Linked DNA regions of Homo sapiens: region 1 is linked to region 2. The links are chromatin loops, found by intact Hi-C in ENCODE. Cell type or tissue: PC-3. All regions are shown on one strand. Links, peaks and the distances in the headings refer to the core of each region. The heading gives the core; the rest is flanking DNA. Region 1 overlaps WNT2 (Wnt family member 2). Region 2 overlaps ST7 (suppression of tumorigenicity 7).

Region 1 (15,958 bases), core at 7,529-10,028, 140 kb after region 2:
ACACTTTCTGAGCCACGTGATAAATAGCAGGCTATTGCAATTACTACATAAAATTGGAGTTTTCTTGACTTTAAGAAGAGTTTTGGAAGTAGTAAGCATAGTTAATGCTCTCCTATTCTTGTATTTTAATTGTTGCAGGTTATTTTTCATTAGATTAACACTAAGAAGTCAATATTGTAATCTATTTGTGGCTCTCAGAAAACGTACAATAATTTCAGTTTAACCAATTTACAAAACAATCTTGGCAAGAATTTGGTTTGCATACTTATGAGAGATTCAAAGCTGGGTACTACCTTTATGGTATGAATTTGTACCAGGCATGATGAGAATTTTTTTTGAACGTGTACATCAGAATTGCTTGAAGAACAGTTGAGTCTTATGTTTACTCATTCCTTTATTTGAAAAAGCGTATGAACTTATTGAATACTTGCTGTATGCCTGAGTGCTTTATCGTGGAATCCAGATTGAGAAGTGAGAAGAGAAATTGGTGTAGGGAAAGGGAAGAAGGGAGGGAGCCTGCCTAAAGGAAATACTCCCAATCATCCTTGGCTAATGTGTATTGGAATTGTAGCTTTATAGATTAGATTAATTTTAGTGAAAAGTTGACGTTTTATAATATTAGGTCTATTGTTGTATTATCTCCATTCATTCAAAGTATCTCCTTTTCATTACTAAAGTTTTGTAGGTTTCTGTCTTAATAGTTCTGCATAGCAGTTACTGTTTATTCCTAAGTATTTTTTGTTTCTGCTATGAGTTTCTACTACCCTAAACAGTTGCCCAGCTTTCAGTAAGTCCTTCCCACATCCACACATACAAATTCACTCTCCTTCTTTTAGGTTGACTGAAGAGGTGTAAAAATTATTTTCATCTTTCTGTGAGATAAATTATTCATTTTTTGTTATAATGTTTATCTTTAAATTTTAACATGCTTACTTAACAATGCCTGAAGTTTATCAATACTTCTACCCTTCTAAACAATTTAAGTTAAACTGCTTAAAATTGATCACTCCATTTCCATCTTGATATTGTTGCCAATACTTTGTCTCACTTTGTTTCACTTTGTTTTATTACCAGACATTAGTAATTACTAGTTATTTCTAAATATTCACTATTGTCTACATTTGACTGCACAAGTACAAATTTCTTTATTCATCATATCTTCTTGCATCTCAGTTCTTCCTTTTAGAATATATTTCCTTTTTCCTGAAGTTCCTAGACAGAGTATGCTCTTCGTAGATTTTGTCTCAAAATGTCTTTATGTTGTCCTTGCTCTTTAATGATAATTCAGCTGGATATAAAGTTACACGTTGACATTTATTTTCTTTCAAGAAATTTGAAAATATGATTCCATTGTCTTCTGCTTTCTATCAGTGCTTTGAAAAAGTCTGCTATTAGTTTGATTATTGTTCTTTTTTAGACAACTTTTCTCTCTGGTAGCTTTTTGTGTCTTCTCTTTTTCTTCTACTCTCTACAGTGTCTCAGCAATATGTTTTGTTATAGATTTATTTTGTTAATTCTACCTGGTAGTTATGCTTCTTGAAACAGGTTTTATATATTTCATCCATTCTGGAAAACAGTCATTTTCCCCATTTTCTCTCTCTTTCTGGAACTTCTAGTATAAGTATATGAGGAACCTTTTCATTCAATCTTTCATGTCTCTTAATCCCTTTTGTATTTTTTCTTTATATCTTGGACAACATTCTGGGTAATTTCTTTAAATCTATCTCTTACCTACTTCATTAACTTTTTCTTTAGCTGAATCTATTTTTTTCTGATCAGCAGAAAAACATCCACTGAGTTTTTTTAAAAAGACCTATTTAATCAACATCAAGATCAGACTCTTATAGTGATCAACAATATGCATACAAAAATAAGTATATTATAAAACTTTTGTTGTAATGCTTCATACTTTCCACAGGAAAAAAACTAAAATTTCTGTTATATAGTTAGTCACAAGAACTATCTTTATGGATTTTTGCTCATAGGAGTATGTTCTAAAGCATCTCTTTTTGTAGGATGTAGATCCTGCCACCGCAGTTGGCTGAGTTAATAAACTTGTTGTAACCTGTAGCTTTCCTGTTATTTTTCAGGCTTTCCTCTTTTGCTAAGCACTTTTTTTTGGCAGTAATTAAAATCTTCTGCCACTGCTATAGCTTCTCCTGATGCTAATACAACCATAACCACCTTGGTTTTGTGGTTTGGCAAAGTATTGGCTCTCCCAGTATAAGAACCGGAGCTTCTGCTCCATGATCTCCTTCCTTTATGGGTCCAGAATTTGAAGATTATTGTAATTGCCATTGTCCACTGTCGCTTCCACCACCTCCAAAATTGCTTCTATCATTACCAACACCATTATAACTATCCCCACTGGCATCATATCCACCACCATCATGGCTGCCACCAAAGCTATCACAACCATTGTAATTTCCTCCATAATTAAAGTTGCCATTCCCTCTAAAATAACCTCCACAACGACTGCTGAAGTTTTCAGAACCACTTTGACCTAGATAAGGCACTTACAATCTCTTGCTTAGCCAGGGATTTCCCTACTTCACAGTTATGGCCATTCATAGTATGTTGTTTCCGAATGACAATCTTATCCATGAACTTATGGTCACCAAAGTTTACAGAAGCAAAGACTCTCCTCATCACTGCCCCAGTCTGTAATGATTTCACTTCAGTCAATCTTCCTATACTGCTATGTATTATCTGTTATGAGAACGATAGATGCAGTTGCCTGTGTAAGGAAATATTTAGTGGCTGCTTCTGTAGAGCGGGGTTTTTTTTTTGTTTTTTTTTTAATGAAGATTGGGATAAGGGGATGGAATTTAGGCTTAGCCTATAATTACATTAATTTTATTGTCCCTAGGAGGTTTACCTCCATTAACAGGATTTCTGCCTAAATGAGTCATCATTCAAGAACTTACAAAAAACAACAGTCTTATTTCCCCAACCATTATAGCTATTATAACCCTACTCAACCTATACTTTTACATATGCTTAATTTACTCTGGCTCAGTGACAATATTCCCCACATCCAATAACATAAAAATAAAATGACAGTTTGAAAACACAAAGCCCACATTATTCCTCCTCCCACTTATCTCTTCTACCTTCCTTTTACCCATTTCCCCATTAACACTATCTATGATCTAGAAATTTAGGTTAAACAAGACCAATGGCCTTCAAAGCCATTGAACATCACCCGTCCAATGAATCCCCTCCCCCATGAAAAAAGTTTTATGTTTCTATGTTAATTATCCCACAGATTTCTTAAATTATAGCATTCACAGACACAGAACTAATCATATTTTATATTCTCTTTGAAGCTACACTTATCCCTACACTAATCTTTATTATCTGCTGAAGTAACCAACCAGAACACCTCAATGCAAGCTCGTATTTCCTATTTTATACACTAGTAGGGTCTCTCCCCTTATTATACTTATTTATACCCAAAATACCTTAGGTTCACTAAATATAATAATGACATTCAGTACCCAGGAACTACTAGTCTCCTGATCCAACAATCTCATATGATTAGCATGTATCATAGCTTTTATAGTAAAAATACCCCTATATGGACTTCACCTATGACTCCCTGAGGCTTATGTAGAAGAAACCCCCATTGCTGGCTCAATAGTACTTGCAGCAGTGCTCCTAAAATTAGGTGGTCATGGTATAATACAGCTCACCCTCACCCTTAGCATTGACTTAATGGGCAGAATATTATGCTTTGTTGTTTGGACTTATGTAGTACAGGAATAACTGCTAGAATGAGAAGAGCGAATAGAAGGGCCAGTATAACTCCTAGTTTATTAGGAATGGATTGTAAGATTGTATAATCTTCCTATACTGCTCAAAATAATCTCTTACATGTTGTTCTTCAATGTCTTCCTTAATGCCACAAAGATCTTTTTCATAGGTAACTGGGCACCTGGTCTTTGGTAAAATTTTTAAAAAATATCCCTCTTTGATTTCACAACTCTTCCACCACCTTGTGTGGACTTCCATTCATGACTGAATCTGCTTGCACCATGGTGGCATATATGACAAACCTAAAGATTCTGGAGTGCTTAGTGTGTGCGTCTTTCATTACCACACAATCTGTGTGCATTTCCCATTACTGAAAATGGCTCTTCCATCTCTTATGATTATTTTAATGAAGAGCTTCTGCAGTTCTTTGGGCTCTTTGGGACACTGACTAAGACATGACTGCAACAGGAGGAGACTTTAACTGTGTTTCCTCTGTTGTGGCCACAGGCAGAAAATCACAGAGTTTTTCATATCAGTGGTTATATTTTTAATTTCTGGGTAATTCCTTCCTTCCCTCCCTCCCTCCCTCCCTCCCTTCCTTCCCTCCCTCCCTCCCTTCCTTCCCTCCCTCCCTCCCTTCCTTCCCTCCCTCCCTCCCTTCCTTCCTTCCCTCCCTCCTTCCTTCCCTCCCTCCCTCCTCCCTCTCTCCTGCCTCCCTCCCTTTTTTTTTTTCAAGGTCTTGCTCTGTCATCCAGGCTGGAGTGTAGTAGTGCAAACATAGCTCACTGCGGCCTTGACCTCCGGGGCTCAAGCAATCCTTCTGCCTCAGCCCCCTCAAGGAACTGGTACTACAGGTGCATGCCAAAACACCTGGCTGATTTGTGTACTTTTTTTAATAGAAATGGGGTTTCGCTGTGTTGCCCAGGTTGGTCTTGAACTCTTGAGCTCAAGCAATTTGCCTGTCTCAACTTCCCAAAGTTCTGGGATTATAGGCGTGAGCCACCACACCTGGCCCTGGGTGTTCTCTTTCAAACATCTTTTAGCTTAATCTTTTTTCTTTTTCTTTTCTTTTCTTTTTTTTTTTCTTTCTTTTTTTTTTTTTTTTTTGAGACTAAGTCTTGCTCTGTTGCCCAGGCTGGAGTGCAGTGGTGGGATCTCGGCTCACTACAACCTCTGCCTTCTGAGTTCAAGCAATTCTCCTGCCTCAGCCTGGCTAATTTTTGTATTCTTGTTAATTCGACCTGCGTAATCAAGCATTAGGCAGGGGCTTGGAGAAAACTCTTAAATTATGATTCATACCATGTCTAAGTTGATACATAATATTTTACAACCATCATCAACTGTGGATGGACTCTCTACATGACAGAGAAAACAGATTTTTCGTGACCAGAAGTCTCAGATTTTCTGCAAGAATCTAAAAACTATTGTATTTTATTTTTTGAGAAGGAGTTTCACTGTTGTCACCCAGGCTGGAGTGGAATGGTGCCACCTTGGATCACTGCAACCTCTGCCTCCTGGGTTCAAGCAATTCTCTTCCCTCAGTCTCTTGAGTAGCTGGGATAGCAGGCACCTGCTACCATGCCCAGCTAATTTTTGTATTTTTAGTAGAGACGCCATTTTGCCATGTTGGCCAGGCTGGTCTTGAACTCCTGACCTCAGGTGATTTGCACACCTCAGCCTCCCAAAGTGCTGGGATTACAGGTGTGAGCCACCACGCCTGGCCCATCTTTTTTCTTTAAATATTATGTACCTTATTTATGTATTGTTCATTTTTAATTTTATTGTTCTAAACAGATTTATTTATATAATCAGTCTGTAATAATTTTATTATCTAATATTCTTGGGAGTCTAAGTCTATGATTTGTTTGTTCTATGACTCTTCATCATGGTGGCTTATTTTGTGGTATGTTTTGTAATTTTGAATTATGAACTCAGGTTTGGTGAAATTTTTATCTGTGGGAATCCCCTTCAGCCTGGTTAAAAATGTGAGCTTCAAGGAGGTTTTGCCTTTGCATCTGCTCAATCCAGAAAGTATTTAAAGGTTGATTTCTTAATTAAACAATTCCTGGCATATACAAATTATGTAAATTCTAACATCAGAATAAGGTGAGAAGAGCATGTCAGCTGTAAATGGTCAGAGGACACATTTTCTCTATTACAATTCTATTTTACAACAGACTAGTTCTTTGCTGATTCCCTGAGGTTGTGGTCAGGTTTTTCCTTTATTAAATACATAGCTCTTTGAAGAGTTTGACTTTAGCTTTATTTCCTACACCAACGTGGTCTTCAAAACCCAAACATCTAAACAGAAACATTAGTCAACTTCTATTGGGGTACCGAAACTTGGATTTTCAGCTTTCTCTTCATTTTGGTCTTTGGAGCTTTCCTATATTAGAGACTGAAGGTTGGGAGAGTACACTTATACATTTCAAAAGATGTTTATTTTACTTTATGCAAAATTTCTAGGCATTTGTAGCCAGGGGCTTTTTTGAGAAATATTTGGTATGCCATATTACCAGAAATATTTATGTCTCATTTATTTCATTTATCTTATGCTATGGTGTTTCCCAAACACTAGGGAAAAATGTTTGGCAGATTGTAAATTGTACCAGATATTTGTTGAATAAATAATTGTTGAATTAAGGAATAAAGCTGGATAACATCCACATATTTTAGAAGAAATTTTCAGAAGATAGATTCTTAACTCCAGGCAGCAGCAGTAAGGATGGGGATTTTAGGCACTGTTCAAGGACAATGAAAGGAAAATGATACTTGGAGATGAGTTGTTCCCTGTCATGGGTGTTAATATATTCTACCTAGGGGTCTGATTCTGCTATAGTTGCTATTAGGAAAAAGGCTTACATGTCCAAGGAATAGAAAAATTTCCTTTGGCCATCGTCTCACTCTATTTATTGCTCCAAAAGAATGAATCATTTGAATACAATAAAAGTTGATTTAAAAAAAAGAATCAAATTCTAGGAAGGATTAAACTCCCTAGATTTTATTTACTTATTTAACATACCGCCTTCTTCATGATCTCACATTCCTTAACAGCTTTCTCACAGATTAAAATGCATAACTGGGGACAGTTTTTTTCCCCATCATGAATAAACATGAGTGTAAATCTATTCCATATACTTTTAGAATAATTATAATAAAAATTCTCCATCCTCTCCTTTGACCCCTTGTTTAAGATTTCATTTATACAAAGATTCCCTCACTTGCCTTCACTCCTCAGATATTCATGTGAGGACTTGTCCTTGGTTCCCCTACTTTCTGAACAGGTTTCCCTTTTATTAATTTGGCCACCATCAGAAACAACCCCAATCACAAGTTTGGACTAAGTGACCAGTCAACTGGATATCAATTGGAGGTCAGTGCTAGGAACCTATGTTCATCCCTGCTGGACTGTTTCTAGATTAGAAGGTGTATTAGTCTGTTTTCACTCTGCTGATAAAGACATACCCGAGATTGGGTAATTCAAAAGAAAAAGAGGTTTAATGGACTTACAGTTCCACAAGGCTGGGGAGGCCTCATAAGCATGGTGGAAGGCAAAAGGCAAGTCTTACATGATGGCAGGCAAAAGAGAATGAGAACCAAGTGAAAAGGGAAACCCCTTATAAAACCATCAGATCTCATGAGACTTATTCACTACCATGAGAACAGTATGGGGGAAACCGCCCCCCATGATTCAATTATCTTCCACAGGGTACCTCCCACAACACATGGGAATTATGGGAGCTACAATTCAAGATGAGATTTGGCTGAGGACACAGCCAAATCATATCAGAAGGGGAGAGATTACCTTTTGTTTCTAGAAGCATTATCCAATAATCTAGTATTGTACAAATCTTCCCAGTTTCCTTTATGAAGAGAAAGAACACCCATACTTCATGTTACAGGAAGCAAAAATCTTATCGTTAATAGATGCCAATATCATATTTACATGTAGTTTTTGCCTTTAAAATATTTTAAAATACATCGTTACATTTGAAAGCAAGTCTGAAAAATATTTCTTAGACATTGTTGCTAAGAAAATTCTTCCTTCTTCAATGAGAGGGCAAGATTACTATGAAAAATATTTTTTAAATTATTGACATGTTAATTCAATCTGATTAATCAAGCATTAGGCAGAGGCTTGGAGAAAACTCTTAAATTATGATTCATACCATGTCTAAGTTGATACATAGTATTTTAGAACCATCATCAACTAGGGACTGACTCTCTACATGACAGAGAAAGCAGGTTTCTCATGACCAGAAATCTCAGATTTTCTGCAAGAATCTAAAAACTATTTTATTTTATTTTTTAAGACTGAGTTTCACTCTTGTCGCCTAGGCTAGAGTAGAATGGTGCCATCTTGGCTCACTGCAACTTCTGCCTCCCGGTTTCAAGCGATTCTCTTGCCTCAGCCTCTCGAGTAGCTGGGATTGCAGGCACCTGCTACCATGCCCAGCTAATTTTTGTATTTTTAGTAGAGACAGTGTTTCACCATGTTGCCCAGGCTGGTCTTGAACTCCTGACCTCAGGTGATCTGCCCACCTTGGCCTCCCAAAGTGCTGGGATTACAGGCGTGAGCCACTGTGCCTGGCTTATTTTATTTTAAGGAAAAGTGCCTGTTGTGTATAATTCAAAGTTACTTTCCGTTAGAGTTATGTTCAGTATGTACCTACATATGATTTGCTATCTAAATTTCATATAAATTAAATAAAAATCATGGAAATATTTTGGCCATCCATGTATCCTCTTTTTTGCTTAGAGAATATGATCATTGAACTGGTCATTTTCAATAGCCAGTTGGACGAATGAATACTCATTGAGTTCTAATCACAGGGAGCTCTGGTATACTAGAAAGGACACTGGAGTGAGAGTTAGAAGACAAATACTTGAGTTCAGGCTGTGCCTCTTATATGCTTATAAGTCTTTTATTACCTGGAGCAAATTACCATATCTGAAACTTGGCTCATCTCAATATCCGTATCTAAGGGTGGTTCTAAGCACCAAATCCAATCCAAGTACTTTACAAAGTGCTTGTCAAGTAAAAGGAAAAGTGTTCGGTGTTAGTCCTTCCAGAAGGTTCTGAGCAAGTGTATGTTTGTCTTAGTCACCATTACATTTCCAGTACGTAGCACAGTGGTTGACTCATAGGAGATGCTCAATACAGCCTTACTGAATGAATAATAACTGTTCTTCCCTGAAGATGATTCAGAGTGTCTTGCTCATATCACAGTTCGAATCATGAAGTTTCTTTTGTTTTCCCATGAATAACATCTGGAGGTTGGAATAAATAATCTGCAAAGTTCCTTCCAAATGTGACATTCTGTGATGCCAGGAATTTTCACTCTCGGGATCCTGAAGTGTCATGTAAACTCACTGCTGTGTTGAAGTCCCATATCTGTATGACAGAACAATAATAATTTTCAGAAACTGTTTAATTATCTGTCTACAATATATAGATCAGGGGAATCATCTTGACTTGCTCATTCCGTTGGTTCAGAAAAATTAAAAGAAATTTGCCAATGAATGGCTAATAGCCAAAGGAAATATTCAAATTCATTTGTCTGTATAGACAGTCTGCTGAGTAATTCTTACTCCAGTTACTAAATCCTGTAGAAGAGGAAAATTTCTCATCTGTGAATCATGATTCTAATAAAATCTCCAAGGGCTGGTGTAAATACTTTTAAAAACACAAGTGCTTATTATTTCATGAGAGTTGCTGAGAAGATAAGGCATTGTTTATAGTTACAGCAATATATAGGAAAATTAAACCCGTACTCCCTTCTCCTTCTAGTTGTACTCTTAGGCTGGGAATATTTGTCTTGATTAAGCACGATTCCAAAATGACAATTCAGGGTTCGAGGCCTTTCATGAAGCCTTCATTACTATTGGAGAATAATGATCCTGGGGCAGATGCCAAAGATTATATGGGTGGGTAGACTTTTGGAGACACCGAGTCAGATTTTGTTTTCTGTTTTTCCTGCTATTTCTTCGGCTGGTGGGCGACCTCCACCTGTAACCTGAAGCACCTAAACATTTACAGATGGGTTTGTGACGCTCCCCAGCCTCTGCTTAAGTCACCAGTGTGAGCAGTCCAGCTGAGTGAATCCTGGTTGCATCTTCGTCATTTAATTATTTGAACTGGGTTTACGGGCAGTAATGTGACTCCTCTCGTCTGTGGAACTTAGGAAGGCCTACGATGCTATTAAAAGAGGACTGGGTGAACTGCCTGGGGAAATCCAGGGCCTATGATTCAATTACAGGGGCTTTCACGGGGTCAGTCACTACCCAGAAATTACAAAATCAAGTTAAGGGTCCAAAAATAGCCTACATGTTAAATTGATCATGTTGATCAGATTTTAATCATGCTCTTATCTAGAACTAGATAATACCATGAAGGAACAGATCACGAACTATTTGTTCATCCAAGCGGTTCTTGTCTGATCGTTACTTCGTTGGGCAGCATAAAATATAAATTCAGTTTCGCCCATGAATTGTCATGGCAAAGACAGGCTTTCTGATTACTTCTGTCAGTTGTCAACTGCCCCAGATTCTCCAGCCAGCTGGGGTTACCCTTCTTTTTTTCTTTGAGACAGACTCTCCCCCAGTTGCCCAAGCTGGAGTGCAGTGGTCAATCTCGGCTCACTGCAACCTCTGCCTCCCAGGTTCAAGTGATTCTTCTGTCTCAGCCTCCCGAATAGCTGGGATTACAGGCTTGTGCTACCACGTCCGGTTAATTTTTGTATTTTTAGTAGAGACAGGATTTCACCATGTTGGCCAGGCTGGTCTCAAACTTCTGACATCAAGTGATCTGCCTGCCTTGTCCTCTGAAAGTGCTGGGATTACAGGCGTGAGCCACTGCGCCCAGCCTAGGGTTACCCATCTTGTTGTCCACCACCCACACTGTTGGTTTTTTTTTTCTGCACTCTACTTCATTTTACCTCCAGCATGTGCTCCCCGTTTCCCACCCTTTACTGGCACACATTAGACAGTATTTCAGTTTGTTCTCTGCTAAAATATCAGCTGGACCACACCAAGGGTACACGTGGTGGGGCAACTGGCAGTGAGGAGGGGCGTTTCAATGAACAAACTGCAAATGAGACCCATCCTGACCTTAAACTTGAAATTCTCTCTCTTCACTTGAAACCCAGACTTTCTTCATTTTGCAGGGTCTCCTCCTCATTATTACTCTCCCTGCTGACTATCTTGAGCAACTCAAAAGTGTTTAATTATTCGCTGCAGATGTCTGCTGTTCTCACTCCTCCACCTTTCCAGGCATATGTATCTTGGGGATTTGGGGTTTTCTGTTTTTGTTTTTCCCACTGAGAGTATTGTGAAACTGAAGAATTCCTAAAAACTCTGCCTCCAGCTTCTAAAACCACATTATTGTTTCTCCTTGTTACCCTTCCATCCTTTGTCTGATTCCCCACAGTTAATGCCCATCCTAGAAACCCAGGAGCCTCACGCTTGCACAGACTCCAGGGACACACAGTGCGGGCCTACAGGAGCTTCCAGTCAAGTTTTAGCCTTTTTTATTCTGCCCCATGATGCTGAGGGGTTTCACAACTACCCCTTTTCCTAAAGATTCCTTCCTAGGAAGCCTGATACATTAATACTAAGAAGGAATCCCATTCAACTAATGTTCCCGATGAGGTGTTCCTAACCGAAAGTGGCTTGCATTTTAATAGAGGGCTTAACCCAAAGTGTTAGACCAGTGGTTCTCAACTGAGAACAATTTCACTCTCACCCCTCCTTCCTTCCCTGGGGAACATTTGGCAATGTCTGGAGACATTTTTGGTTGTCACAGCAGGGAGTCAAGGGAGTTACTTCTGGCATATAGTTGGGGGGTAGAGACTAGGGTTGCTTCTAAACATCCTACAATGTTAGGACAGCCCTGTCACACAAGAAGTTAGAAAACAGGAAAATTTCATTGACAATTTCAGGGCAAAAATATTTGGGGGAGATGTCCTTTGAAAAACACACAAAGACACATGAATCACCACCCCTTTTTATTTGAATTTTTTAAGATATAGGGTCTTGCTGTATTGCCCAGGCTTGAGAGAAGTGGCACCATCATAGCTCTCTGTAGCCTCAAACTACTGGGCTCAAGTCATCCTCCCACCTCAGCCTCCTAAGTAGCTAGAACTACAGGTGTGTGCCATCACACCCAGCTAATTTTATTTTATTTTATTTTGTAGAGACAGGGGTCTTGCTATTTTGCCCAGGCTGGTCTTAAACTCCTGGCCTTAAGTGATCCTCCTGGCCTTAAGTGATCCTCCTGCTTTGGTCTCCTAAAGTGCTAGCATTACAGGCATGAGCCACCACACCCGGCCACTCTCTCTTTTTCAGATCATCTAAGTAGGTGTGGTAGTTTCCAGATGGGTGGATGGAATCCTAGAGGGACAGTGTGCAGTCTAATCACGGGGCTACAATGCGGTGCTTGAAGTGCAGAACCCGTGCCTTAGTCAGCCAGGTTGCCCCAAAATATAGCTCATCTGAGAGGAAAAAGTGGGGAGGGCGGACTTCCTTTTCAGAGGAGAGTTTATTCCCATTTTCTGAGCTTTTACTGCTTGATAGAAGTAGCCCCCAAAATCAGGATGCACAGATTTCAGTAACCAGGCAAGGGATGCTCCATGTTTCTCACCAAGCAGAGAAAATGCTATTTCAACCCAGAGTCAGCACTTACAGGGAACGCAATAATTTGAGAAGTTGATGGGTGTGAGTTAGCTGCTAGGGAAAGACACCAAATGTATAAACACTGACAAAACATGCTAACATCAAGAGAGGGCAAGCACTCAGATTGGTGCACACAGGAAAACACAGGGCGAAAATGTGGCATAATTTCTCAATTTTTAACCTAAGTCTTACCAATCAACTCACAAGAATAGCTATCAGTGAGGCAAGTCAATTGCCTTCCTTGAACATCTTTACAAACTTGAAAGATGCCTCTTGATTGAGTTGTTTGAAGTACGGTCCTGAGAAAAGACAAGGGAATAGTTCCCATAACCTGCAGGGACTTCTTTTCACCAGAGGGTTTGGCAAGACTACCATGAGTTTAAAATAACAGAGTTAACACTGAAAATTCACTTTATTATGTTTTGATTTCAAAGAAAACGTAGACTTGTAAATAACAATAGTTCTTTGTAACAATCTGCATGACACTTTTATTAGCTAGTGGAAGTGGGAGGTTTGGTTAAACAGGAATCCATGTGAATATTGGGGGGAAGAAAGCTAGAGCTGGAACAACTATGATTTAGAAAAATAATAATCATGTTGGGTTTTGCAAACCACCTGTCACCTTGCTGATCCCCAGAAAAATGTAAAGAACAGTCTCATGGATGAGTGAAAATTTTCTCTGCCTAGATAAGGAGAAGGTCAAAAGACGCACAGCTTAGCTGTCAGCTCCCACCAGCAGATTGCTTTTCAGAGGCTCAGTGTGGACCTGACAAAAGCTATTTACCAGCTTTGGAACTGGCAAGGTTTATTTGTTGAGTACAACTCTTGCTCTTAAGATAAGGAAACCCACGTTGAGGTACAGTAAATAGACACGAAAGAATGGTTCTGGTCCATTGGACACCCCTCTGAGCCTTTATTTTGAGAGTCGGCAAGAGGAGAGATGAATGTTTTTCAGCTGAGCGAGACAACAGCCCCGGGCCAGCTTTTAATAACCCAGAAGTAATAACAATAACCCGCCTGAACAAGCCGGCCAGGAAAGCGCATGCACGGTCATGTTGTCCGCTTCTGAGACAGCCCTGCTTTAGGTCTGTTAGAGTTGATGTGAGGTTCCTTCATAAATTAATATGGCCTAGAAACGTCGATGTGAAACTGGATTTTCTGACTTTAAAGCTACCTTCTTTGAAAAAGAAATGTAATGCCTGATTTTTTTTCAGACTTTGTAATAATTCTAGTTAAAAAAAGAATACAGTTGTGACCATTTCAAAACACCTCTTGAAATTAATATTGGCTGCCTGGAACAGAGCTACACAATAGGTATGGACAATCTGAGCCATGGCTGGGGTCCCTGAGCCCAGTGGGCCTCATGATGGCTCAGGAAGTAGGTGCTGAATGTAGGGACAGGGAAGTGACAGCAGGAAGAAAGGTGGGGGTTACCAACAAAAGCAGAAAAAGCCACTGGCCCCCACCCCCCATTTTGTTTAAGAGACATAGTCTCACTCTGTCACCCAGGCTGGAGTGCGATGGCGCTATCTCTGCTCACTGCAACCTCCGCCTCCTGGGTTCAAGTGATTCTCCTGCCTCAGCCTCCTGAGTAGCTGGGATTACAGGCACCCACCACGCCTGGCTAATTTTTGTATTTTTAGTAGAGACGGAGTTTCACCATGTTGGTCAGGCTAGTCTCAAACTCCTGACCTCAAGTGATCCACTCGCCTTGGCCTCCCAAAGTGCTGGGGTTACAGGCATGAGCCACTGTGCCTGGCCTGGAAAAAGCCACTGCCCTTGATCACCAAGCTTGGCCAGTCACCTGGCAAAAGTTACCAGGTTCTTTCCCTCTCACGTTCCCTCCCAACATCTGGTGCCACCCAGATGCCACATGATAGATCCCTCTTTTCAGATGTTTATTTCAATCTGGTGACACCTGGAGAAGGGAGAGCAGATAGCATTCTGGGTTGCCCTATGCCTCTCCTGCTTCCCTTCTGAGACATCTGTAGTCCAGTAACATGCCAGAGCTCTCTCTCATCCCTGAGGGGCACAGAGCCAGAGCTTAGTGTGGTCATGGCACTGGGGACTAGCGTGCTTGAGCTTAAGTCACTTGAGTGGATAAATCGATCTCTTAAGGCAGAGCATTAACTCTTTCAGGCCTTGGGGGGCTACCCAAGATGCTGAAACTGAATGCACATTGACAAAGTGTGTTCCGAGAATAGAGACAAATATCAGTCAGCACCATGAACCAACTTACAGAACCAAATCTGTTGAAGAAAACAACTTATATGCTCAGTCTCAGGGTCACGTGCAGATTATATCTTTATTGTAGAAAACTCCAGTGAACTAGTTTATGTCCTATTGTGGAAACTTTTTCAGATATTGTAGAAAATTAATGGACATTATCTTGGACCTAGAAAACTTCAATTTATAGTAAGATTTTAATAAAGAGGGAATTTATAAGGGGATTTCCCAATTATTTTGTTTTGGCTAATTTGTGCCATATATTCCCCTTAAAAGCCTCAGATAATTGAGAGTTTCAGTGTATTTCAGGTTCCTGGAATACTGATCCTCTACCAAGCTCTAAGGCAAAGGAGTTTAAAATTACCTTCATTTGTTGTGTAATTTTTTTCCCGAACAATAGACATTTCCTCTTTCAGAAGTAAAAGCCGATAGCAATATTTCATTCTCTTATTTTTCCCACCTCAGTGGCAGGACCCACTGCCACTTGCGATGGTTGCCATAATCTCCCTTATGGATTAGGACAATTTATGTAGGTTCCTACGTGGATATCCTTGTCCCCTTGCTACTTACCAGGAGGGATATATCTCAGCATAAAAAGAATGTCAGATCTAAACATACCAGGCATAAAAAAAGTAGCAAACACACCATTGGAAGCTAAAATTATTTAAAATCCACTGAGTTAATTCTGGGAGAAGCTAGTTTCATTTAATGGATAAAGTCCTACACTATCTCAAACACTCAAGAGTGTGGTCCTATTTGTGATGGAGCATTGGGCAATGCCTGATATGTGCACCAATCCCTTCGCCTCTCTTGGTCTCAATTTCCCCAAACTAAAGGAAGCTGAGATGTCTCCTAAGATCCTTTCCAATTTGAAACACAGCCTGGATTGATGATTTCACAGTTCATCCAGCAGGAGGAAGGGCTGATGGCTGTGGGACCCCCATGAAAGTGCCTTCGCACTCTCATGAAGGAATTCACACCAACCTTCAGGGTAACTGAAGACTGAGCAGCTGCCCATGTGCCTGGCCTTCTTCACACCAAGCTCAGAGCAGCTACTGTCATTCCACTGTTCCCACCATCCGAATCCATAGAATAAAAGGAGGAAAGAGTCACTTTGGAAAAGTTAGACAACAATTTGGGAATGAGGGAAAGGGGATGAATTCTGACATTTTTAAGAGGGCTGGAGGCAAATGTTAACTATGGCAAAGTACTCCAGTAGGTTGTTTTGTACGAGTCTCAGTCTAAATGACCTTACTGTATGGTATTAAAGAATGAGGAAGAACCAATAATTTGATACCAGATG
Region 2 (15,958 bases), core at 8,928-11,427:
GGACTGGATTGTGACAGAAGCCAAAGTTGCCAAGTAGCTCATGCTGTGCTAAGGAATCTGGAACCTGGGCCTTATCTTCAGTGGAATGGGAACCAATGATACTTTTTAAACAGAGGAGTGATGTGATCAGATCTAGTTAGACACAAGGTTCTGCAATTATCATGGAAGAAATGAATTCATTCACTGAGGATAACCTGTGGAAATTCTCACTTTTGTTTGTATTTTTTACTTGGCTAAGACTGAGCTTTTGGATATTATTACTAGTTCAATGATAATATTATCTACCAGTATTCATTTAATATTAACATCTACTAGTATTTACTGAGTGCCTACTATGCATTCTATATTTCCATTCATTTCTTGTATAATAGATAACAGCATTTATTTTCTGGTATCATAACAGTGTTCAAATAGTTATCCTTAGAAAAATGGAAATTAACTTGTCTTAAGTATATTTAGGTCTCCATCTGCCCACTTCTTGACATTTGGGCTTCTGATATTTGGCTGACTCAGCTAAACAAACATGTATGCTAGTTTGGAAGTGCCAGATACCACTGGAATAATACCATTGCTGTTTCTGTTTTTTTGTGGTGATTTTGATTTTTGAATAAGAAAAATACTAAAAGGGTACATTAGGTACATTGTCTGAATTTATCTCTACTTTTAATCACTTTCTATTTCATAGTCTCATTTCAAATGCTAAGTATCAAGAAGGTCCAAAGCTGAGGGTTATCAGTGTATTTTCTTAAACTTGTTTACAAATTCCCATTGCCTTCATAATAATAAAATGACTATTGCCTTAATAACAGAAGGGTGAATCTATTGATTTTCTTGGAGCATCATAAGATGGCCCTTTGCTGAATTGTACATGAAATATAACATGGCTCACAAAGTCTCATGGATGTTGGCAAAGGCAGTGTAATGGTATTTTATTGATTATTTGAGAAAATCATTGAAAAAAGTAAGAATAAAGGGGAAATATCAGTTATAAACATTGTTCTATATGAAAATTCAGTGTAGCTCTTTCCTTAAGGAATAATTTGTTTTGAATAAAAGCTGAAAAACATGGCCTACCTAAGAACGACTTGGGATGGGGGTGGTGGAGTGAGGAGTGAGAAAGGTTGTTATGGTTACAGGCAGATTGTGCATATATTTTTAAACTTCTGGATTTGTACAAAGTGGCCTGAATGCAGACTTGCTCACAATTTGCAGTGATCTTTATCTGCGGGCCAGTGGAGAAATGTAGTTAATTATACAGTTTCTTACTTCAAACTTCAGATTGTTTGGCTGAAGTTAGCATTTGTGTCCATTCCACTGGTTTTGCTTTATTTGGGAGCTAAACTGCTGTTTTCCTCTCAGATATGCAGTTTCTGATAAACCCTGCTGATATATTCTGCCACATCACCATGTTTCTCACTACCATTTCTTAATTCAGCTTAGTTTATGAGCTGATGATAAATAGGCATTTAAAAGGGCCCAGTAACATTCTGAATTTGAGTTTATAGGAACATCTGTTTGATAATTTGCCTTGTTCTCAAATAAGATGCCATAAAGACAAAGGTTTGCAGTGTTTACCTTCTTCAGGATAATGGGAAAAGTGGAGAGTGCTCTGTCACATGAAAAATATCCCTGCCAAAGTCAAGTTTAAATTCTCTGAGATACTTTAATAGCCTCTTGCATAGAATTGGATCTTTAAACAAACTGGATAGTCACTTGGCTTCCTGTCACGAATCATCTCCTTTTAATCTTCATAAGTATATATGTATATTCCAAATTCTAAATAATTTTAATAATTCTATATAAATGTATATATTCTAAATTCTGAATTAAATTTTATTACATGGCCAGAAGCAATTTAAGTGCTGATTAAATTCAGATCATAAAGAAAAACAATGGCGATGTAGAAATTTAGGTAGAGTAAAAAAAATATATTCAAGACCTTCGTCGGTCCCAAATTTTCATAGCACTAGAACAAATAATTTTATCGATAAGAAGCCATTTGGTTCCAATAATAATAACTAACACTCTTAGTGTCTGCTATCAGCTTTATATGATATTGTCTCTTGTAATCCTCACAATAGCCCCAGGAAGCAGATATTATTATTATCTCTCTTTTATAGTTAAGGGAGCTGAGGTATAGCAAGGTGAAGTAATCTGTCCAGGGTCACATGGCGGATAACCTGGGTAGTCTTACTTCACAATCCAAGTTCTTAAGCACTTTAAAAAATTGAATTGACCTTGTCCAGAACCTCTATGAGGTGTATAAACCAAGATTAACATAATTATTAAGCAATTAAAATAATAATTTTAGTAAAATTCTGTACTGCAGTGGATGACATTATTTCTGAAGTGACATTAACCTAACTTACTGTAGGAACAGTTCAGTGGCAGGATTGCCAGTGGTTGACAGCTCGGGCTCTGGGGTCAGACAGATGTGGTCCTAATCTTCTGTGTGTGACCTTGGGCAAGTTGTTTAACTTTGCTATGTCTTAGTATCTTAATCTGCAAACATGGGAATAGCAGTAATGTCTACTGCATAAAGTCATTTCAGCATTAAATGAGGTCATGTGGAAATGTCAGGTCAGAGGACAGCCATTTGGCAGTGTGCCCAGATGAGCTGATTTCTCTACAAATACGACTGTGGAGAATGGCAGTCACTTGGAGGTATGGCTTTGTGGTCAGCCGGGCTTACTCACTAGCTGAGTGACTCTTTATATCCAGGCCATTCAGTGCTTTCATTTCAAATATATCCCTCAGCAAAACTGCAAAATGCTACATGTCAAGGACCTTTCGGGCTGCTCTCTAATAGTCTTAATGAGGGTAAACTCACCAAAATCTAATGGATGTGTTGAAAGTGATTATCTTAGCCAGTGTTTTTCACATCTTTTTAAAATCCTTTGACACTAAAATTTGTGCTCTAGTACAAATTAGGTCTCCAGTTAAATGATGATAATACCTAAAATAGTTTTAGTAGCTAGTGAACACTTACTTAGTAAAGTTATTTCATAATTTCCACATTATTTGGTAGGGTTGGTTGACTTAGGTGAAAAATGACCAATGAGAAGTGCATGACAGATGCTGTTACAGATTTAACCATCTCGACAGTATTCTTGAAGAAAGTGGTACATTATCTTGAATAGGAGGCCAAAATAATGGTCTTAAAATTCACATTTACTTATATCTTTTGTTATTTCATAAAGAATTTGAGATAGTAACATATTTGTTGAATTGAAAGCTACCTACATATTTTTGTGCCTTTACTTCTAATCATTGTTTCAAAATAACATTTTGAAGTTATGAAACAGTTAAAGCTTAATTATTTAAGAATATGGATATTTTTACTAATAATGATTGCTTTAAATTGATCTGAATAATGTAGAGAATTGGGTATTCATTTCTGAGATATCAAAGCTAATAAACATATGCACAATCACTTGTCAGAAATTGACTGGCTTGGGGTTAATTTTATAATACAAGCCAATGAAACTTTAGCTAGCACCCTTTTCTGTTGTACTTTGAAACTAAAGTGTTTAAAAGTGTTAAAAAGTTCCTAATGTTTTTCCAGGGGAGTTTTTAAAAATTGTTTCTTTAGTGAAAAATCTAACTGATGGATTCACAATATTTCCAAAATATGATGTTGCAGGGTTTAACAGGTTTGTTGCATGTAATGGATAAGAGTCGGGCAGTCTGGACACCAGGCCTTAATCTCATTTACCATAGACCTTAGGGAAATTAGCTTTTCTGTACTTTTTACTTATGTAAAAAGGGTGTAATATATACCCCTAACTAATGTATGTAAGGAATGTAGATAAATCGAGCTTTAAGCCCCTTTACAGAAAGGATCCATGAAAATCAAGCTCATAGCAACAACAAAAGTTGCTGCTACTACTGTTTGTAATAACATTGTCATGCTTATCCATACTTTAGATTCTGGGAAGATGTGGTAACTTTTTAGTATAAGAAACCCTTCTGGGCCTTGAATTAGCAATTTATAATTTTTGAAGTCCCCATGACTAGGGATTTTCTATCTTTTTTTTAATTTTAGAAAAAAGTTTTCAGAGTTAAATTGGGTGTAGAATAATATTTTCTTTCTGTGTGATTAAAAGCTCTGTGACTATAGAGCCTTTTTTTTGTTTGTTTTATGAGAATTGAGTTCTCTTCTCTTGAGTATTGTGACAAAGGGAAAAGTCTGTGGTTCTCTCAGAATATTTATTCCCTCTGTAGAGCTTCTTCAGGTGGGTGCCAGTTAGTTCAATACCCTTTTCACTTTTCTGCCAAGGCTAAATGTTCCTCTAAGACATAAGCTATTATCTTTTTTTGTAACCCATGGCCTAATTGAGAGATTAATGCATAATTACCCACTCAATACATGTTTAAACCACACAGTCTTATGAGTGATGGGGTGGGCATTGCAGAAGAGTAGAAGAGTATGAAAAGACATGAAATAAATAAGTATGATTGTGATGGAAGGTTTTAGTAGGGAATAGTGAGAGGGAGGGCTGAAAAAAAAGGATTAGAGCTTGCTTTTAGAAGTACTTAGCTGTAGATAGTAAACATTATTCTTTAGGTTCTTTGTCTCTCACAAAGAAGCTTGTAATGATCTCATTATGACAAAGTAGGGAATCTCTTCCGCAGACTTTGGGAACTAAGCAAGTGCTATTCAATATTTGCTGCTGCCCTTTTTCTTGAATTTCATTCTTGCATGTGTGCTAAGGATGGAACATTTCTGTCAGCACTTGTGAGTAGAGACTGCACTGTGAATTGCTGCATATGGAACTATAGAGAGCATGTTTGTTGTATCAAGGGTATATTTTTAACTATATTATTATTGATATTAGCAAGTTCATGATGAAGTCCCAATCAACTTCTAGTGCATCTTGAGGGCATTAAAATTGTTGATGTTAATGGAGAATGGAAAATTCCTTTTTGGAGGTAAAATTTTAAATCTGATTTGAAATAAGGAATTTATTCCTTAAAGGAACACATAAGAAACTCTTACCCTCTAGAGATCTAAGTACTTCCTGACTTAAATCTTCATATTCTAATATGCTTGGCATTTACATCCTTTGTCTCTATCACTAAACCATCACATAGCCTGATATTTATGAGGTATGTTACCTAGAGTGATTCTAGATTGAGTTTTTGCAGACAAGATAAGATTATGGAACAGAGGGACAAAGAAGAAATTAACATAGCTGTGGCCTAATTTTAAAGCACAACTTTGACATGTGCTCATGTGTGACCTCTAGGTTGCTTGTTTCTTAAAATAAAAATATACCTGTCTTGCACCTTCAATTTAAAGGGCATAACTAATGAAGACATTTCTTAGATACTTCTTCATTACATGTTTTATTCTCACTTAGAACAGTTTACATCTGTTACAATTACTTAGATCCTTTTTTCTAAGTTTTAGGGATAGTTAAACTGAATGCAGCACACATATATGACACCAATGTTAACACAGATTTCTTTTTAAGCTCAGTTCTCTAATGGAAGTCATAAAAGCAATATTTCACAATGTTTGCTGCACCCCCTGCTGGCTGTATTGTGACACTTCTTAAATAAAGAGCATCTTTAGATACTGCTCAGTGAATACTTTAGGTATATACATGATTTATCTTTGGAGTTATTTTTTGTTTAGAAATAATTTCAATTGCATCTGATATATAATAGAGTCGAAATTTTAATTGAAAACAGTTTTCTTTGTGATTTGTCAATTGATGTTTAAACAGTGTTTATCCTTCCAGGTAGTATGATGATGTATTTGTTGGAGACAAAATATTTGCCCTAGCCTTTTTACTAATATTTCAGATGAGATTCTGTGGAGGAGAAGCATCTCCCCAAATGTCCTTGTTTTATAGTAAATAATTCTACCACGAGGATCCTTATCCATAAATCTATATTCATGTTTATTTTGTGCTAGATACAGATCTTGCAATATTCATGAAGCTTTAAGAAGAGCACTTTGAATCTTAAAAGAGATTCTCTGAGCAGGGGTTGGCAGTGGTGAGGTCCAGGTAGTTATAATAGCCATAAGAGCAGGGATTATGGTTATTGAGCTCACCAGTGTGTTTCAAGCCATGATCTGGAGTCAAGGTGTTAGTGATTCCTCTAAGGGGAGAAAAAATAATTACAGGAAGCATAATTTTGTAGTTAATGCCATATGAAGTGACAGCCATCAAATCTCAGTTTCACAAGAACAAAATTCAGAGATGCTAAATTAAGTGGACAAAGATCATTTTCTAAATGGCAAGTTAAGCTAAGTGACAAAAAATTTAGGGCCATTATTTATAAATATTGTGTAAATTTTAAGTGGGATCCTGCCCTAATTTAGAAATAAGTACATCTTCTTTAAATGAAAACACGTATTCCTGTTATGTGTATATCCTTTACTATTTTAACAAATATTTGTTGAGATTACACACATGTTCCCAGAGTGCTTTGTGTTCTCCATTATCACACTGTGTTGAAATTGATGGTTTACTTATTTCCTCCAGTGGGTGCTCAAATTAATGCTCAGTGGATGGATGGATGTTGAATGTACAGGACTGAGGGTAGGATCCTAATGAATCACCACGTGGCCTTCAATGTCCTTTGGATTTCTGCAATAATTGCTCACTTTTTTGTACATATGTTGTTGGATGTGGTTTTTGCTGGTTGCACACGCACATAGATGTTTTGAATACTATTAACTGATTTTTTTATAATAAAATCTTATTCATCCAAAATCTAGTATTCTGAATCAGTAGAAAGTCTTAATCATAGACTGTTTTAAAAGAATTGTAGTTTATTAGTCATATGCTTACCATTATAACACAGTCTTAAAGTTAATGCTTGGCTTTTCTAAGTTAAAGTCCTTTTGTTCTAAATTTCTGTGGTCCTGGTATAATAAAGAGGTATGACCTATTAGGATGTGCTAACATGATGATATTAGTATGATGATTAGTATATGTATCTGTGCAAGTAAATGATATTAAAATGCTTTGAGACAATTTCTTTTAATTGCATTTCTTCCTACAATATGGTAATCTTATTAATTTTCTTATTCCTTTCCTGTAAGGCAAAAGCAAACTGGTAAATTATCATAAAATCACTGTTAGCATGAACCCAAATTAAGACTATAAGGCTGTTTGCATATTATACTCTATAGTTTGTCTTGTCATGTACAACGTTATTATGAGGTATGTTTTAGACTGACAGAAAATAGTTTTACTTCTGCCTATACTTTTATCTATAAGGTTTTAGAAGTAAATTCATAGAATCAGTTTGGACCTCTTGAAATAATTTTAGGAGTTATGAACTAGCTGATTTTGGCATGCATCTTGATTTGGCAAGTGAGGAAACTCAGGCCCAGAGAGATTAGGCAAAACTTTCCAAAGTCCCGGAGCCTGAGCCACATTTTGTGATTAACCACCCAGAGTTTTTCCACATTGCTTCCCATGTAAAGGGTAGTGAATAGAATTATCTTATCAAATGGCAGGAAGGGTGTTTTGCTGAATTAATTAGCTTGTAGTGTCACTGAACTTACGCGTAACATTTTCATATTTCTCTTTGTTGCAGAATGCAAAGTATGGCGAAATCCACTAAATTTATTTAGGGGTGCTGAATACAATCGGTAAGCATTTTGACAGCTTGGGAAACAAATGGGTCTGGTTCAGAGAGCAAAGACAGCAGCAAATGTTTTTGCTGGTTCATTTAGGGGTCATTGTAACAGTCTATGTAGTGCGTCCATTTTTTAATACTATCTTCAAATGTTTTGATTTTTCTGTTTTATAAATATTTTAGCACTAGATTTGGGATAATGTACAAAAATGTGTAGTTTTTAGAGTTTTTGTATTAACAGTTATTCTTTTCAATATATACTATACATTGAAAACATTTTGAAGCTTACCTGGAATATGGTTATAGAGATGTCGCAGAAGTTATGTTGGAATTTAGTTTAGCAAAGTAATTAGGCAAATTAGAATTTTCATAGCTTTAGGAAAGTGTCTATTCATAATATGAATTAGGGAAGGTTTTCATTAGCAAGGGCTAGTAAATTTTAAGACAAAAACACAGGAGAAAATGTTTATTTCTTTTGACTGATATAATTCCTGAAGGGAGAATAAGATGATTTTTAAAAATTTTTTTTATTCATTAGCAAAGCTATTTTAGTATTCAGTTAATGGTCTATATTTCAACGCCTCTGCAGCTTAATATTTTATAGGTCTTGCTTTTCTCTCTCAAAAGTGTCTAATCATCTTATTTCTCCTTTGCAGGTATACTTGGGTGACAGGACGAGAGCCTCTTACTTACTATGACATGAATCTCTCTGCCCAAGACCACCAGACATTCTTTACTTGTGACTCGGACCATCTGCGTCCCGCAGATGCAAGTATGAAAAATCCATACATCCTTCTGAATGGGAGGGCTTTTTGGCTTAAGTGTCAAGATTTCTGCTTTTAGAATATCCACTCTGTAAAACTCCAATGAATAAAATATTAAATTGTTGATTGACTAATAAGAACCCAGAACTCTGATAATTAAGTAAACCTTTATCACAATGAAGTATTTATGTTGAAATGAGTCCCCTCATAATAATTTGAATCATGATTTTTAAAAATATATCGAAGTTGGTTTTATATATTTTAAAGAAATATGAATCTTATATGAAGCTAATGAAGTTCTTGGTTGAGTTAGCATGAAGGCCTTATCTCCTTTATGATATTCAAAGTAGAAATTGGAATTTACTGGATTCAGATGATTAATGAATATATTTTAGTGACTTTTATTTGCCTATTTATAGGTTAACTAGCATCGAATGGGGTCATGGCCTTGGCTATTGGAGTCTAGATGTGTGTTCCATCTGAGAAAATACTTTGTTTAGTGTGTATTTTACATTACTTGAGTTTCAGATAATTCAACTGAAATTTTTTGTTATAAAATTTATTCAAAGTAAATAGGTGAAAAAATGTTTTTGAAAGGGAACCTCTACACACTCTAAAATAATTTATAAAATACAAATTTATAAAATAAATAAGGAGATTGTTACTCCTTTGTAAAATGGTACTCTTTGCTATGGTAGAAACATCATGGTACAGTAAATATTCCCATTGAGCTTCCCACCATATGTTCAGAAACTGCTCTGATGTATAAAAGCTAGGTTTGCAGGTAAATTTGGGATATAAGTACACATGTTAAGCAAAAGCTTAAGCATTTTTTACTGACCCACGCATAATTCTTGAAATGGTTTCAGAATGTTCTAACACCAAGAGTCTGTGTTAAGTGCTTCGGAAAATGACCAATTATGTTGTATCTAAGTGAATGAAAAGGTTGGTAGCAATGTCATCTCAAAATGCATAAAATATATTCTCCAAGAACAAATGACATTAATGTGCAAAAGACACGCAAAATCTCTGTTAGAGTGCCTTTTCTTGATTTCCTTAGCCTGTAGTTTTGTGAGCACAAAAAAGGTTTGCTATCAGCAGTTGAAATACTGTGGAATAGCACATTAATACACTAATATGACTTTGGAGATTTTGGCCAACCCTCTTAGCAATGAAATATGTTCTTGTAATTTAAGCTGACACTCCTAATTTAGCTCTTGTCCTCTACTGAGTCTACCTAATTATATGTATGGATTGACTTGGTGTTTTCTCTTTTTCTTAAATAGTAATGCAGAAAGCCTGGAGAGAGAGAAACCCCCAAGCTAGGATTTCTGCAGCTCATGAAGCCTTGGAGATAAATGAGTAAGTGGGGGAAAATCTTGCTGTTAAAAAGGAAATCTCATCCTTTGCTGAATATATTCAGTTGCCATTGATAGGATACTTAAATTAAACTGCATTTGAACTGGAGGATTATTTGGGGAGTTATTACTCTATTTAAAAAAGTTTTTTTTTTAAATGAAGGACAGCCACCATGTGGAGGTGGTTTTAGTCATTTTATGAATTCAATGGCTTTGCTGTGATCCTAAATTAATTTCTTGAAGGGCTATCCCTAGGATATTGTGAGGATATAAAATAAATACAATTCTTTACATATCTAAAACATTCTGACAGGGAAAATTTTCCAGATGTAGAATGCTCATCTGCACTAGAACATTTTCTAGTAGAACTTCTGCTAGTGGGGAAAACATGATAACAACATAAGGTTTAAAAAAAAAATTTTAGAAAATACTTCAAGATTAAGACAAAGATAAGAGGAAATGCTGTCTTGAGTGTTGTTAAACATTCTGTGGGTTACCAAGGAAGGCTGGGAAATCTCTTCTGGAGATCTCAGAAAATGAGAAAGATTCTTAAAGTTGGAGTCATAAAAACTCAGGGTTGGCAGAGACCTTAAAGGTCACTTAGCTGAACCACCCATCTGGTGCTTGAATCACCTCAACACTATCCTTGCCAAGTGGTCATTGTTAAACTATTTTATGATTTTTCTGAAGAAGGTTACAGAATCTTCTTCAGAGATCTTAGGGAAAAAAAAAAAAGATTGTCGTGAGAGTTGAAAATCCTGCCATTGTAACCAGTTGATCTACGGTTTCTGATTCTGTCATGCAACATATTTATTTTCCAGTTTCTTGTCATCTACAAATTCGATATGCCTGCCTTCTGTGTGTCATCCATATTTCTGAGAAAAATATGAAGGCCAGGAATAGAGCCCTGTGACATGACATAGAAACTACCCTCCAGGTTCATGTCTTCATGAATCACCATCTTTTGTATTGTTCACTCAATTACTAAGCCACCCAGTTACACTGTGACTCAGCTCATATTTCTCCATTTGGATCTTAAGAATGCCAATCGTAGCTGCGGATCTTAAATTTATAGTAAATCTATTACAGTAAATTAAGCTAGCACAATCTGATTTATTTATTCTTAGTGAATATAAGCTGGCTTCTAGTCGTCACTACTTTCTTTTTAAAGTGCTTGGAGACCATTCCTTTAATAATCCATTAGAATATCTTTCCAAATCACTGTGTTCTGTAGTTTGGGAAGTCTGCCTTCTTCCCCTTTTTGAAAATTTATGCTACATTTATCATCTCATCTTCTAGCACCTCTCCATTCTTTGTGATTCCTCAACTATCCACAGAGAGCAATTCCATGGCCTGCCTACAAGGTCTTTCGGTTTCCTGGGATTTGCCCATCCAGTCCAGTAATTCATTTAGAATGGATCAATTATTTGCTATCTTACATCTTTTTACCCATTTTAGAGTTTAATTTCTTCTCCCTTTTTCAGTCTGACAGTCATTCTCCTTGATAGAGAAGCCAGGAACAAAATAGGAGGGAGAGAGTTTTGCTTTTTCTTTATTATCTACTGCTTTTAACAATAAACCTTCCTTGTTTTGATGTTATTATGTTGTTTGTCTTTTTTTTTTACTTATTTGCCTTTGTGACATGGGGACGGTGATAGGGCCTTAAATATAATTTTAAAATAGGGAATAAATGGTTGTCTTTAGTATTTTATTTTGTTTTATTATTATTATTATTATTGTTATTTTTGCAAGCTTCAGCTAATTTGGAATTGTAGCTCTCCTGACATTATTCTTATAAGCTCATTCCACTCTCTTATAGACCATCATTACATGCCCTCTTTCCATCTTTTAAAATATGTCCTTTAAAAATCTGACCTGGGAGAAATCTCTGTGAAGCCGTGTTGGTTACTTAAGTGCCACCCCTCTTTTCTTCCTGAGAGGATCATTTGTGATTGCAGTTACAGTTGAACATTTGGAAGCTGCTCAACCCTCTTAAACCATTTTTCCTTCTGAATCTCATGCCATTGAATCATGCCTCTTTTCTTTGAATTTTTTGAAGTCCACCTTCCCCTCTTTGATTACCCTGAACTCCGAAATGACATAGTGACTCTCTCTGAATGTTCCTATCAATTTTCATTTTACCAACTATTTTTTTCTTCTTGGTCAGAATTAGGTCCAGAGTTGAAGTTCCCCTAATTGCTTCCTCTACCATCTGGGAGATAAAATTGTTACCAAAGTAAGTCAAGAACCTGTTGGGTGCCCTACTTCTAACCAAATGAGACTTCTAGTGGATATCTGGATGGTTGACACCCCCATCACCACACTTTCTTGCTTCTGTATGTGTATTGTGTTGTGACAAGGATGCATCATCTATATCTTCCATCGAGCTGAGCAGTCTGTTCTGTACTCCCCAACCATTAGCACTTCTATTGCTCTCTCCTTTTTCCTTCACTCACAAGCTCTTAGCATGTTTCTATCCCAAACTCATGCGTTTCCACATAGATGTATGTTTCTTGGCCAGTAGTGCTACTCTGCCTCTCCTCCTAAGAATACCATTTGAAATATAAATAAGCAAAGCAAGCAAGCTAGCCCCAACCATTCTTGGGTTCCCAGCCCAACAACTACAATCTTATAGCTAATTCCTCTGATACTGTATCTACCACTCAGTATTACAATCTCAATTTTCACTTCATTACCCTTGCCTCATATTTATATGTTGGCATCTGAAGCCTTAAGCATTTCTTCTGATGCCTGTCCCAGTTATTTTCTCCAGTGAATCACTTGTATAGTTTCAGCATCATTATGGTTCTTTCCAAGTCATGGATGCTGCCATCTGTAGAAATTGGTTTTATAGCTGTTTTTCTGGGCATTTTTCTCCCTACCTCACCACATTGTTTAAAGCCCCATTGATGGTTCCTGCCTGAAATTAGAGAGACTGGCTAAAGACCTTACAGACCCTTCCTAAGGCTAAGATTAACTAGTAGCCCCAGCCCTTACATTAGCTGTGAAGTTCAGCCTCCTTTTCCTAGCTGGCTATTGCAGTTTGTGGACAGTAAAAGTAACATTTGGTTTTACTTTCTGTTTATTTTCTCTCTTGTGGTCTGATGGAAATAAGTAGGGAAATGGCCACAAGTGAGGCAGTGGGGAAGGAGAGTGAAAGGATGGGTGCAGGACCTGCGTGGTCTGTTACAGCCTCACCACTTCCCTATTACATTCCCTTTCTTTGGCAGTGGGTTGTTCCTCATATGCTTTGGAAGGTTTAAATTCACAAGAACTCCCCATGTTCATTAATTATCCTTTTGGCTTCCCACCTAAGAGGGTTGTTGAAAAGATTATATGAGATGATATATGTTAAGTGCCTGGTACAGTGCTTAATATATACTAAGCAACAAGTGGTAGCTATTGTTGTTGAAGGCATGAGATTTAACTTGTTAGCTACTGTGGCTGAGTCAGATTTTGAGTTCTTCAGAAATAACACTACTTGTAGGTTCTTCCAGTGTTCTCTGAAGCAGAAAGTCAGTGCTAACTGTAAAGAGATGTTGAAGCACTGTGTTTTTTTTCAGTGAGTAACTTGATTTAACGAATTTCTTATTCTGAAGAAATCCTTAGATTGAAGATAATCTGTGTTTAGTTAACAGAAGTAAACCTGTATATAGCACCTCTAACTTTGAGTGTTGGAAGGAACTATTTAATAACAGCTGTTATCATCACCATCACTAGCTGACATTTATTGAGCACTTAACCACATGCTGGCTACTGTACTGAGCACTTTACATGCATCACCTTACTTAACCTTCACAACAACACTGTGAACAAAGATTCCATGTTGTTCTCCATCAGGGAGGCAGAGTAAGAACTTGCCCAAAGTGACACACTAATATAAAGGGTGAAGTCCACATGTGAGCCCCATGCTCTTAACACTACGCATCCTACCTCTCAAGCTAAAATACAGATGTTTCTTTTGTACCATTATTTTGTGTCAGCAACTACAAACAGGAGTGCATGAACCAGTTGGCCACTCTGCATGTTTTGGCGTAACTCCTTGCCTTTCTGCATGAGCTCCTACAGTCTATTACCATGTCCTTGGCTTTGTAATTGATGGTGGCTATTATCTGAATGAACAGGTGTGCAACTGCTTATATTCTCTTGGCTGAAGAGGAAGCAACAACCATTGCTGAAGCAGAAAAATTATTTAAGCAGGCCCTGAAGGCTGGAGATGGCTGTTACCGACGCTCTCAGCAGCTACAACATCATGGATCCCAGTATGAAGCCCAACATAGTAAGGTTTCCTGCAGGTTGATGCATTGGGGGATCAGAATTGTAAAAATTATTAATCAGAGCAAATTTTTAGTCCAGTTCAAAATATGATTCTCCTAGACAAGAGAAAATATTGGCTTTTGCTTTGTTTTTATTAATTTTCTTCTTTCCTATAAGTGCAGTTAGTAAATAATTAACTTACAGCTTCATTGCTGTTTATATTCACATTCTCTTTCCTGCCCATAGATTCCTAACCGCAGAAATAAATGGCAGTAACCTTTAATAGTAACCTTTTTTCCTCCTGAGTTCTTACATATTTCTGTTCATCAGTTGCTTCTGCTCACAACTTTAAAACCCAGATGGGAAACAGGATTTAAATTAGCCATAGTGTTAGCAAAGGTTTTATCTTATAGATCTTCTACAACATGGATTGAAATAGGACAATTAAGAATATAAGTTATTGGTGATTGTATCAGCATTTATCTCTTACATAAGAAACATTGGTATTGGCTTCCAGAGAGAAAGAGCCATGAGCTCCTAGTTATTTATCTTTTTTATATTAAAATAATGCCTTTTTAAACTCCCCAAAAAACGCCTTTTTAAATTTAAGATAACTCTTTAAAATCTGAGACCTTTCACTTCAGTATACTAAACTGAAAGCCAATGACATTTCGTGGGGGAACAGTATAGAAACAAAACAACGAAATCATTTCTGGAATTCCCTGAGCCCCTCGACTCATCAGTTTGTTTGTTGTTGAAGCAGAAATTTAGCAGTCCTTGTGGTAAGAGAGTTAAGTATTTCCATGGTCCAACCAAAATTTGAGAGTATTTCCATGGTCCAACCAAAATTCACAAAGTTATTTTGTTTCTCACTTAGTTTCTCCCTCCTGAAACTTAGAGAGTAGGGATGTATCTCCTTCATATTTGAGATTATAAAATTAAATGTTAACGTTAAACTTGGGTTTGGTGTAGAAACTGACTGCATTAGTCCCCATAACTAAGGTGCCAGCAAAATCTTTGCATTATAGCCTGCATATACATGAGTATGTCCTCACATGTACCACATCAATTCCTAAGTTTTTATTTTTATTCTGCAGCATATATATGCTAATAAAGTCTCTAATCACCATCTATGTCTCACTTTTTAATAAAAAAGTATTTTAGTGTAATGCAGTGCATTTTGAAGACATGTAGTAAATGTGTATTTTGTGAACTAAATGGAAATCAATACATAAAATTACATAACCTATAATACAACATTAATTTTCTTTCTTTTCTTCTCTAAATTAAATCTTTTCAACCTGTTGCCTAAATCCATCCAAAAATATAATCACATTTTTAAAATAATTTGTAGGTACTTGGCAGATTTTCAGCACACATCTTGTTCTCATTGTTTAAGTCTTGAAATGTTAGGACTTTGGTCTTAACATCTTTTAATAGCTGCATATTATACATGTACTTAATCTATAACAGGTGTGTCATATTTTCTCAAACATGGTAATTTTTATCGAGGATTAAGCACATGCATGTTCTCATTGGTCTGAAAACATATCCAACAAGACATATAATTAAATAAAAGATTAAGATTAGAAATTGTTAACGTACTTTTTAAGAGTCATTTTAGTGATTGTTGTTACAACTATTTAGCTTGTCAATTCTTTCTCTAACACTAGGGTAGTTTTTCATTTTGTTGCATACTCTATTGTCATATCTGGAATGTGTTATATTGCCATCTAAAATCAACTGCTTAGGGGACCTGGAGATGATTATGATGTCACTAGTGTTAGGGAAAGAATAATATAAAGCAGAAGTTTAAGATGAGGCTTCTCCAGACTTAATGTCAAGAATGAAAAAAAAATAGTTCATCAGGATGTAACCTGAGATTCACCTCTGCATCTTTACCAAAAGAATGCACGCTTGAAGAATGTGGAATTCCTGCTTGTAAACCGTATACACTGTGGGTATGTTCATTTTCGC

What was found. Peaks named below come from ENCODE experiments on the same cell type or tissue, not always from the same donor. Only the 100,000 strongest peaks of a DNase experiment are listed, where the experiment ranks them.
Region 1: it touches region 2 in a loop (12-fold over the local background); 1 of 110 quality-filtered maps calls a loop at or near these places.

The regions. Positions count from the first base shown.
Region 1 is chr7:117,260,687-117,276,644 of GRCh38, forward strand. WNT2 (Wnt family member 2) reads right to left here. Exons shown (of 5, transcript NM_003391.3): 5 at 14,765-15,958. It also overlaps the pseudogene LOC100421782, the pseudogene MTND2P37, the pseudogene MTND4P6 and the pseudogene MTCYBP6. Among named protein-coding and RNA genes, the nearest start is that of WNT2, 54 kb to the right of the region's middle. In PC-3, for the core only: no CTCF peak of the experiment used is centred there; DNase peaks (open chromatin) are centred at 8,895, 9,395 and 9,875; H3K4me3 peaks cover 959 bases; H3K27ac peaks cover 2,092 bases.
Region 2 is chr7:117,122,233-117,138,190 of GRCh38, forward strand. It overlaps ST7 (suppression of tumorigenicity 7), which reads left to right. Exons shown (of 16, transcript NM_001369598.1): 4 at 7,561-7,615; 5 at 8,259-8,374; 6 at 9,653-9,728; 7 at 11,892-11,960; 8 at 13,849-14,003. The region is part of intron 2 of ST7-AS2 (ST7 antisense RNA 2); the gene reads right to left. Among named protein-coding and RNA genes, the nearest start is that of ST7-AS2, 15 kb to the right of the region's middle. In PC-3, for the core only: no CTCF peak of the experiment used is centred there; DNase peaks (open chromatin) are centred at 10,349 and 10,689; H3K4me3 peaks cover 1,688 bases; H3K27ac peaks cover 2,363 bases.